Linked DNA regions of Homo sapiens: all the other regions are linked to region 1. Evidence: chromatin contacts called from ENCODE Hi-C or POLR2A ChIA-PET data. All regions are on one chromosome and are shown on one strand. Each heading gives the region's core, a stretch centred on a gene start or an enhancer-like site at or near the end of the contact. The rest is flanking DNA. Distances are from core to core; before and after follow the strand shown.

What was found. A loop is a pair of places that touch in the nucleus more often than their neighbours do. ChIA-PET counts read pairs that join two places held with the same protein, here RNA polymerase II (POLR2A). Pooled maps may share reads with other maps.
Region 2: a loop to region 1 is called in a map of mammary epithelial cell, with 3 times the contacts of the local background. The contact joins the enhancer-like site here to the promoter of LINC02251 in region 1. A Hi-C loop is called at or near these places in 4 of 168 maps with a recorded cell type or tissue (Caco-2, MCF 10A, endothelial cell of umbilical vein and 1 more) and 1 of 50 pooled maps. POLR2A ChIA-PET finds 5 or more read pairs at or near these places in 2 of 52 experiments (MCF 10A and OCI-LY7).
Region 3: a loop to region 1 is called in a map of HepG2, with 5 times the contacts of the local background. The contact joins the promoter of ARRDC4 here to the promoter of LINC02251 in region 1. A Hi-C loop is called at or near these places in 10 of 168 maps with a recorded cell type or tissue (Calu3, GM12878, HepG2 and 7 more), 1 of 37 single-sample maps with no recorded cell type and 12 of 50 pooled maps. POLR2A ChIA-PET finds 5 or more read pairs at or near these places in 3 of 52 experiments (H1, HEK293 and MCF 10A).

Annotation. Positions count from the first base shown.
Region 1 is chr15:98,001,590-98,004,289 of GRCh38, forward strand. It overlaps LINC02251 (long intergenic non-protein coding RNA 2251), which reads left to right and starts at 1,449. Exons shown (of 2, transcript NR_146565.1): 1 at 1,449-1,684. All of the region lies in intron 1 of LOC105371009 (a long non-coding RNA gene), which reads right to left. RefSeq lists an enhancer at 2,478-2,700.
Region 2 is chr15:98,034,506-98,037,205 of GRCh38, forward strand. No RefSeq gene overlaps it. Among named protein-coding and RNA genes, the nearest start is that of LINC02251, 33 kb to the left of the region's middle. Within about 2 kb of position 1,331, at least 3 of the 41 ENCODE cell types and tissues checked have a DNase peak (open chromatin) inside an H3K27ac peak, as active enhancers do; they include mammary epithelial cell, where a contact is called at or near this core.
Region 3 is chr15:97,959,364-97,962,063 of GRCh38, forward strand. It overlaps ARRDC4 (arrestin domain containing 4), which reads left to right and starts at 1,340. Exons shown (of 8, transcript NM_183376.3): 1 at 1,340-1,805. The coding sequence starts at 1,499.

The DNA of each region.
Region 1 (2,700 bases), core at 199-2,698:
TATTGGGTGTGTGACATGTTATGTATGTGTATGTAGTATGTGTGATATGTGGTGTGTATGGTGTACAATGGGTGTGTGTGATATGTGTTGTGTATGTAACGTGTGTAGGTAACGTGTGTACATGGTGTTTGTATATGTGGTTTGTATGTGGTGTGTGTAGTGTATATTAGGAGTGTGTGTGTCGTGTGGTGCATGTGATGTGTGTGTGCTGTGTGGGGTATGTGGTGTGTGGTATATGTAACATGTGTGGTGTATGTGATATGTGTGGTGTATATTGGGTGTGTGTGGCATGTGTGGTATACGTAATGTGTGTGTATGATGTGGCGTACATTGGGTGTGTGTGTGATGTGTGGTGTACGTAACATGTGTGGTGTATGCAATGTGTGGTATATGTGTAGTGTATGTAATGTGTGTATGTGTGTATATGTGGTGTGTGTGGTGCATATTGGGGTATGCGTGGCATGCAGTACGTGTTACATGTCTGATGTATGAGGTGTGTGTGGTACGTGTGTTATATGCAACATGTGTGGTGTAGGCAATGTGTGATTATGTGTGTGGCATGTGTGGTGTATGCAACGTGTGTGGTGTATGCAATGTGTGTGTATGTGATGTGTGTGGTATATATTTGGTGTGTGTGTGGTGTGTGGTGTATGTAATGTGTGGTGTATATGATGTGTGTGTATGTGGTGTGTGTGGTATACATTGGATGTGTGTGGTGTGTGGTGTATGTAATGTGTAGTGTATGCAATGTGTATGTATGTGGTGGGTTTGGTGTACATTGGGTGTATGTGTGGTGTTTGTGGTGTGTGTGGTGTGTGGTGCATGCAACGTGTGGTGTATGCAATGTCTGTGTATGTGGTGTGTGTGGTATATATAGGATGTGTGCATAGCATGTGTGGTGTATGTTACATGTGTGGTGTATGTGATGTGTGTGTATGTGGTGTGCATGGTGTACATTGGGTATGTGTGTGGTGTGTGGTGTATGTAACATGTGTGGTGTATGTGATGTGTGTGTATGGTATGTGGTATATATTGGGTGTGTGTGTGGTGTGTGGTGTATGTAACGTGTGGTGTATGCAATGTGTGTTTATATAGTGTGTGTGGTGTACATTGGGTGTGCATGTGGTGTGTGGTGTATGTAACATGTGTGATGTATGTGATGCATGTGTATGTGGTGTGTGGTATATATTGGGTGTGTGTGGTGTATGTAACGTGTGGTGTATGCGATGTGTGTGTATGTGACGGGTGTGTGGTGTATGTGAGTGGCTGCTCACACTCAGAAGCTATCTGCTGTCCCCTTCCTAAGGAGGGCAGTACACCAATTGCCCAGGGCAACTTTCTGGGTGCCCCCGCATCCTGCACTTTCCCTCAGCTGGGAAGCAAATGGCAGGAAGGGGAGGGGAGGTGGAAAGAACCTGGGAGACAAAGGGCCTCTGTTGCCCTTCCTCACTCAGGCACAGTCTGGGGAAGACTTTGGCCACAGCCCACACTACAAGGCTGTTTACCAAGCCTGCTGGAGCCTCTGAAGGGCAGCAGCCAGCTCACCCCCCATGCCCTGGATGGCAACAAGGCACAGGAGACCGCAGAGCATACAAACAGGGCAAGAGGAAACCATCTATCAATGACCAGGGACCAGAGGAAGCAAAGTTCTAACATCTCGCTCACGTTCTCCCAAGGCCCAGAGGTGAGTCTCCCTTTGCTGTGCTCAGCACTGGATCTGGGTTCCAGGGGAAGTTATGGATCATCTCAAGCCTCAACTCCATACTCTGATGACTTCCCCTCATGATAAGGTCAAGGGCTGTGCAAACGAAAGGGACAGACTTGTTGACAAGGATCTGATCAGAATGTATTACCATGGGAATCAAAACCAGGTCAGTTCAACAAACACTCTGTGAGTCTCTACTAAGCATCAGGCACTGGGTCAGGTGCTAGGTACTCAGGAACAAATAAGACAAGGTCGCTGCCCAAGAAAATTTCACAAGAAGATGGGTGCATAATCTCGAGATTAGTGTTAATGTGGAATAATGCCCAGGGTGCCTGGGGATTAACCCAGGAGTTTAAGAAAAGCTTCCTGGAGAGTATCATGTCTGAATTCATACCTGAAAGATGAGTAAGACCTGGCCTGATGATGACAGGTAAAGAGGAGAATCCCAGGAGGAGGCAGGATTGTAAATAAAGGCGTGGAAACCTAGAGCCCTAGAGCGTATGGGGAACTGCCAGCAACTTGATCTTATAGGAGCACAGTACGTGAGGTGGACAGATAAAGAGTCTGTGGAGTCAATAGATGGATCAGAGCATGGGGAGGAGTGTGCAGAGTTGCAATTTAGGGTATTGGTGAGACTGAATTGTGGCAGTTAAGAAGACCAACTGGAAGGCATAGGAGCTTTCTGGGTGACAAAGGTAGCAAACGTGCTCAGGTTCACCTGGATACAATGGAGCATTAGACTGCAAGAATTGATGCCTCAGTTTGGATGTTCCTGGAACAAGGGATCAAGTGCACAATTATCCCCACTGCCTTGGGGAAGAAACTCCGTGAGAGGCATGATGCATGACATCCTCTAAGCTATAATTGTACAGACTCCAGACACCTCAATTACTCACCCACAAAGACTGGTTCAACTACTGTGTGGGAGAGAACTGCCTGATCACAGGGTCTATTGCAAATTAGCCAACAGAGGCATCGTTCCCATTTAGAACAGG
Region 2 (2,700 bases), core at 81-2,580, 33 kb after region 1:
TTTACCACCAACCCTAATAGAAAAGAAGGGATGGGACAGGCCATCCTCTGGGGATCACCAGAATAAGAAACTTCAATCCACAAATGATCAAAGACAATTCACTCTGCAAACGTCTGGACAGACATGAGAAGGAACAAGAATAAAACTACCACTCATCCATTAGCATGCATTTTTTTATGATTAAGGTGTTTATCATAGCAACAAAACTAAAACAAAATGAAAAACGAACCAACCAAGTGTTCAGTAAAAAGGGATGGGTTAAGTAAATCCCGATACATAATTACATCGTAATGCTATGTACCACTCAAAGCTATGATATGGAAGAATATTTAATGGCATAGAACAATGTTCATGATGTATTGCTAAACAAAAAAAAGTTTACAATACGAATCCTACACACACATGCAGGCACATGTGCAAACATGCATGCACACACACAAGTATGCACACGTGCAGACACAGGCATACATAAGTAGCTATGTAGTTATAATATACATAAAGAAAACAAAAGACTGGTAAGAGCCACACATCAAAATGTCAAGTGCTTATCATTACATATGATTTTTGCTAATTTTACTTGATTTTTAATGATCAGATTATATACCATTTTCTTTTTTTTTTTTTTTTACCTTCAAGTTATGAACTATTGTGACATATACCAGTTTTGTTTTGTTTTGTTTTTTTCCCAAGACAGAGTCTTGCTCTGCCACCCAGGCTGGAGTGCAGTGGCCCGATGTCGGCTCACTGTAACCTCTGCCTCCCAGGTTCAAGCAGTTCTCCTGCCTCGCCCTCTGGAGTAGCCGGGACTACCAGTGCAGGCCACCACGCCTGGCAAATTTTTATTTTTGTAGTCAGAGTTTTGCCATTTTGCCCAGGCTAGTCTCAAACTGTTGAGTTTAGGTGATCTACCCACTTCAGCCTCCCAAAGTGCTGGGATTATAGGCATAAGCCACCGTGCCAGGTGCCTGACATATACCACTTTTTAAAGGTGATTTTTTTAAAAAATGAAACTTCAGAGCCGCTCATCCCCCTACTTCCTTGCCTCTCTGAAAAATCTCTTGTGCTTTGAATCTCTGAGCTAAATGATCTTGTCTGCCCCTGGGCTATTGCTAAAGGACAGTGACCTCATTATCAATCACAGAAATCAAGGCACAAACTGCCAGCAGACTGAGCTTTGAGCTCAGAGCTTCTGCCTGGTTCCCTGTGCGTGAACACAAACTACATAACCTCATGTTGGGTCAAGAGAAGCCCACTTTCTTTACTCAGTCATTCTAGACAGCAGTAAGCTGCTTTCTATGCATGATTTCCAGTTACCTTGCAAGACGGTGCAAAACTGACTGCTTGGGCAGGCCTAGGCCAGGTGAGGAGAGAGAACCTTTAGTCCAAACCACATTGTTTACCTCTGATTCACATGCAACAGAGCCTGCTGATCATGCAGAAATGAGTAGTTCCATTACAAGAATTTTCTAGTTAAAAGCTAATCTATGTTTAATTTTAAATTTAATTTCAAATTTTAAAAAATTCAAGAGAAATATTTTAAAAGTTATTTTACACTTTCTTGCCTTGGTAAGCAAATTAAATCTAGTGCATTTATTTTGATGAATACTAATTATAATTAATTCTTCTCCACTCTAAGCGATGCTAATGTGGTGTACAATCTTATACCATGCAGGCCAAAACCCCTTGCCTTTCATGTCTTTTCTGCGTTCATCTCCTCCTTCACTGTTAAGAAGACATTTCATGTTCTGTTTCAGTCAGATGGAGCTGCTATGACAAGATACCATAGGCCAGGCAGATTAAACAACAGAAATTTTTTTCTAGAAATTCAGGGGGTCTAGGAAGTCCAAGGTCAATGTATGGACAAATCTTATGTCTTTTGAGCGATCGCTGGTGGAGACAGTGAGCTTTACTCTTTCTCTTCTTATAAAGACACTGATTTCATTATGGTGGCTCCAGTCTCACAAACTCATCCAAACCTAATCACCTTCTAAAGGACCCACCTCCTCTGCAGGGTAGGGCTTCATCATATGCATTTTGGGGGCTGCAAGCATACAGCCCATAACACCACCTACAGAGGGAAAGTGTTAATTTCTGACCTCCTTTATAATTCTTCACTTTTGATATTATCTTAATTGTGACAACAGAGAAACAACTCCTTAATATTGTTTTAATGGATAAGTAAATAAGTTCTGAATAAATCTTTAAGGTTTTGCGTGTTAATGTTTTCACCTATGGGTTTTTGTCTATACGTTCAATCTGGTTTGGTCAGAATTTTTTTTTTATTATTTACTGGCTTTTGTTCATTCTTCAGCTAAAGTAGAGGATAAATGATCTTCAAACACAAGGTGTCCACCTGTCTTTTAAACATGGACTTTACTGTTGGTTTGCTTTTATTTTTCATCTTTCCTTAAATAAAATAAATGTTCTTCAATGGGAAAATCTGCGTCCCGTATTTGGTCCTCTACTATTCTGAACACAGAGCAGATGCTTGATAAACACTGCGCAACTGGCAATTCACAGACCTCAAAGACTCTTAACTGTGTAGGCCAGACGTGAAGCCATGAAATAATAAATCAAAGGCACAAGTGTGCATAGCAATATGATGAAAAATTAAATTTCTACGAGAAACTATAATTCCTAAAACAGTGTTTTTTAAATCTGTTTATCTGGGGACTCCCTACCAAAGAACTCTAAAAACTG
Region 3 (2,700 bases), core at 90-2,589, 42 kb before region 1:
TATATAAAAAAAAAAGTAGGCAGAGTAAGATCATGTAGGGAGCTATTCTAGACGAAATGGTCAGAGAATAGCAACTATTTCTGAACTTTACACAGAGCCTAATTTGTGACTTTTCCACTTTCTCTGAGAGGTAATAAGGAAATTTTGAACTTATAAAACTTTACTAAATCTCCACATTAATAATCTAAACTCAACGAGGGTAGTAGAGCAACCTTTACTTTGAGGTTTTTTTTTTAGGAAAATTGCTAAATTTCATTGTGAGATTAATCAATACATAACAGCTCACAAACGTGGCATGTCGATAAGGGGACAACTTAAAAGTTAAGAAAATGATGACCAGCTAATGACAGCTATGCAAGATGGTAAAAAACAGAACAGAGAAAAAATGGAAGGTTGAAAAGGAAAATGTAGCAGGACAAGCCGGAGGAAACTTGGGCGTGAGGAACAAGTCATCAAGGCAATTGGAAATTTCTGTGGATATGACAATGATGTCAGGAAACTTTCGGGTGGGGCAGAAACTTGAGTGACAGATGTTGTTCAAAAACAATGTGATTCATGATCTTATTTACAGCAGGAAGAATCAGAGTTCCAGCTATTCCTAACAGCGACACTGCGGAGCTTAGGAGGAGAACTCCTTAGGGGATGTATCAGGTTTAAAACCACAACCCTCATTTTTCTTATCTATGGCTCTTACATGGGCTGGGAATTCTGAAACCTGGGAGAGGCGGTGATCAAAAACCTGGAGGTTAGAAGATTCCAAGTCATTCATTAAAGTCCCGATGCGGCCGGCCCCCAAGATCTCAAAAGGAAATATTGCCGAGTTCCGTTTCCCAGAGCATCTATTTCCCCTCGAGTATTGCAGATGTAATCATAAACACAAGCCAGTTACAGCCACAACTTCATGCTTTAGCGAGAACCCAGTGGCTCCTGCAAAGTCCTTACGCTGCTAGAAACCCCGCCCCCGTTCGTAACTATGGGAACGGCTGACACGCTGAGAGCCGGAGATAACCCTGTTCCGCCCCCTCCCTGACAGATACTGTTTCCCACTGTCTGTCCACATGGGCGCACCGCCTCACTATTGGCCAGGGCTCCAGGACTGTGCCTGGCCTCAGCCAGTAAACGGCCTGTGCACGTGCACGCCGGAGCCTCCCGATTGGCCAACACTCCCTGATCACGCACGGCCTTCCTGCGCCCACCCACGCGTGGGAGCGCCAATGAAATGACTCAGTGACCATCTACAACAAATCAGCAAGAAGCAGGGCTCGCAGCTGACCAATGGCCGCCCGCCGGGGGTGGGCTGTCCCGGCCCTTTTCCAGGCCCAACTGGGTTTGTTAAAGCGACAGGCCTCTCGGCGAGCCGGTGCCCCATCGGGTACCGCACGGCTGCCGCGGCGGCCTTACCCTGCCGCGAGCGCCTGTGACAGCGGCGCCGCTGTGCTCGCGACCCCGGCTCCGGGCCTCTGCCGACCTCAGGGGCAGGAAAGAGTCGCCCGGCGGGATGGGCGGGGAGGCTGGGTGCGCGGCGGCCGTGGGTGCCGAGGGCCGCGTGAAGAGCCTGGGTCTGGTGTTCGAGGACGAGCGCAAGGGCTGCTATTCCAGCGGCGAGACAGTGGCCGGGCACGTGCTGCTGGAGGCGTCCGAGCCGGTGGCCCTGCGCGCGCTGCGCCTGGAGGCCCAGGGGCGCGCCACCGCCGCCTGGGGCCCGAGCACCTGCCCCCGCGCCTCGGCCAGCACCGCGGCCCTGGCTGTCTTCTCGGAGGTGGAGTACCTGAACGTGCGCCTCAGCCTGCGGGAGCCCCCGGCCGGTAAGCGCAGGCGAGCGCCTGGGGTTCCCCCGCCAGGCTGCGGGGCCGGGGAGGGGCTGGGAGGCCGCGCACCCTCGGGATGCCCACCTGGCAGGTGAGATCAGGGCGGGCTTCCGGGGGTGGGGTCCGGCCTACCCTCGCGGGTAAGGAGAGACCGCAAGTCCTGGGTGCGCAGCTCTTCCTGGCGCCCCGCCCCTGGCCCGCCGGGCCTGACCGGGACCAGTGGCTCGGGATTTTCTAGGACCGCGACGGGAGGGGGCCATTGGGTGCGGTGGGAACCTGTGATTGGACAATGGGGGATCCAGAAATCTAGGTCCTGTTCCTTCTGGTCCAAGAAAGGGACGGTGGAACCGGCGGCTATGAGGTTCCATTCTGCGGTGCCCGTGTCCTATGGCCTCCACTCCTCCCTATCCTGCATACGTTCTTGGTTCATGATGAATTAGCAGAAATTTGGTTTGGGGAATAGGGAAGTAGTTTCTGAGGGGTAGGAGTTCAAAGGAAGTGTTTTCCAGACTTGATCATCATGCTTGGTTTCCCTCTTCTGGGGAGCAGGGCAACTTAGTAAGAGTTGTACCTCTACCTGATACTGCTGCTGTTTCCTCCGCATCCTCTTCCTCCCCATCCTCCTCCTCCCCTCCTACCCGCTTCTTCCCCTCTCCCCCACTTCTCTCCACTCAAAATGCCTTTAGAGACAAGAGCATCAGGGCGTGTCGGGATTTCCCTTCCTGCTCACTTTGGTGAAGTCCAGTTCACAGTGTAGACTTTTCCAGAAGTACCCATGTGGGGACACACTACATGAGCGTTTCATTAATATTAGATACCAAAATTGGATCCCTTTAGTCACGAAAATACTAAGAACCATGAGTCTTACTCATTTCATGGATGGAAACTAGTT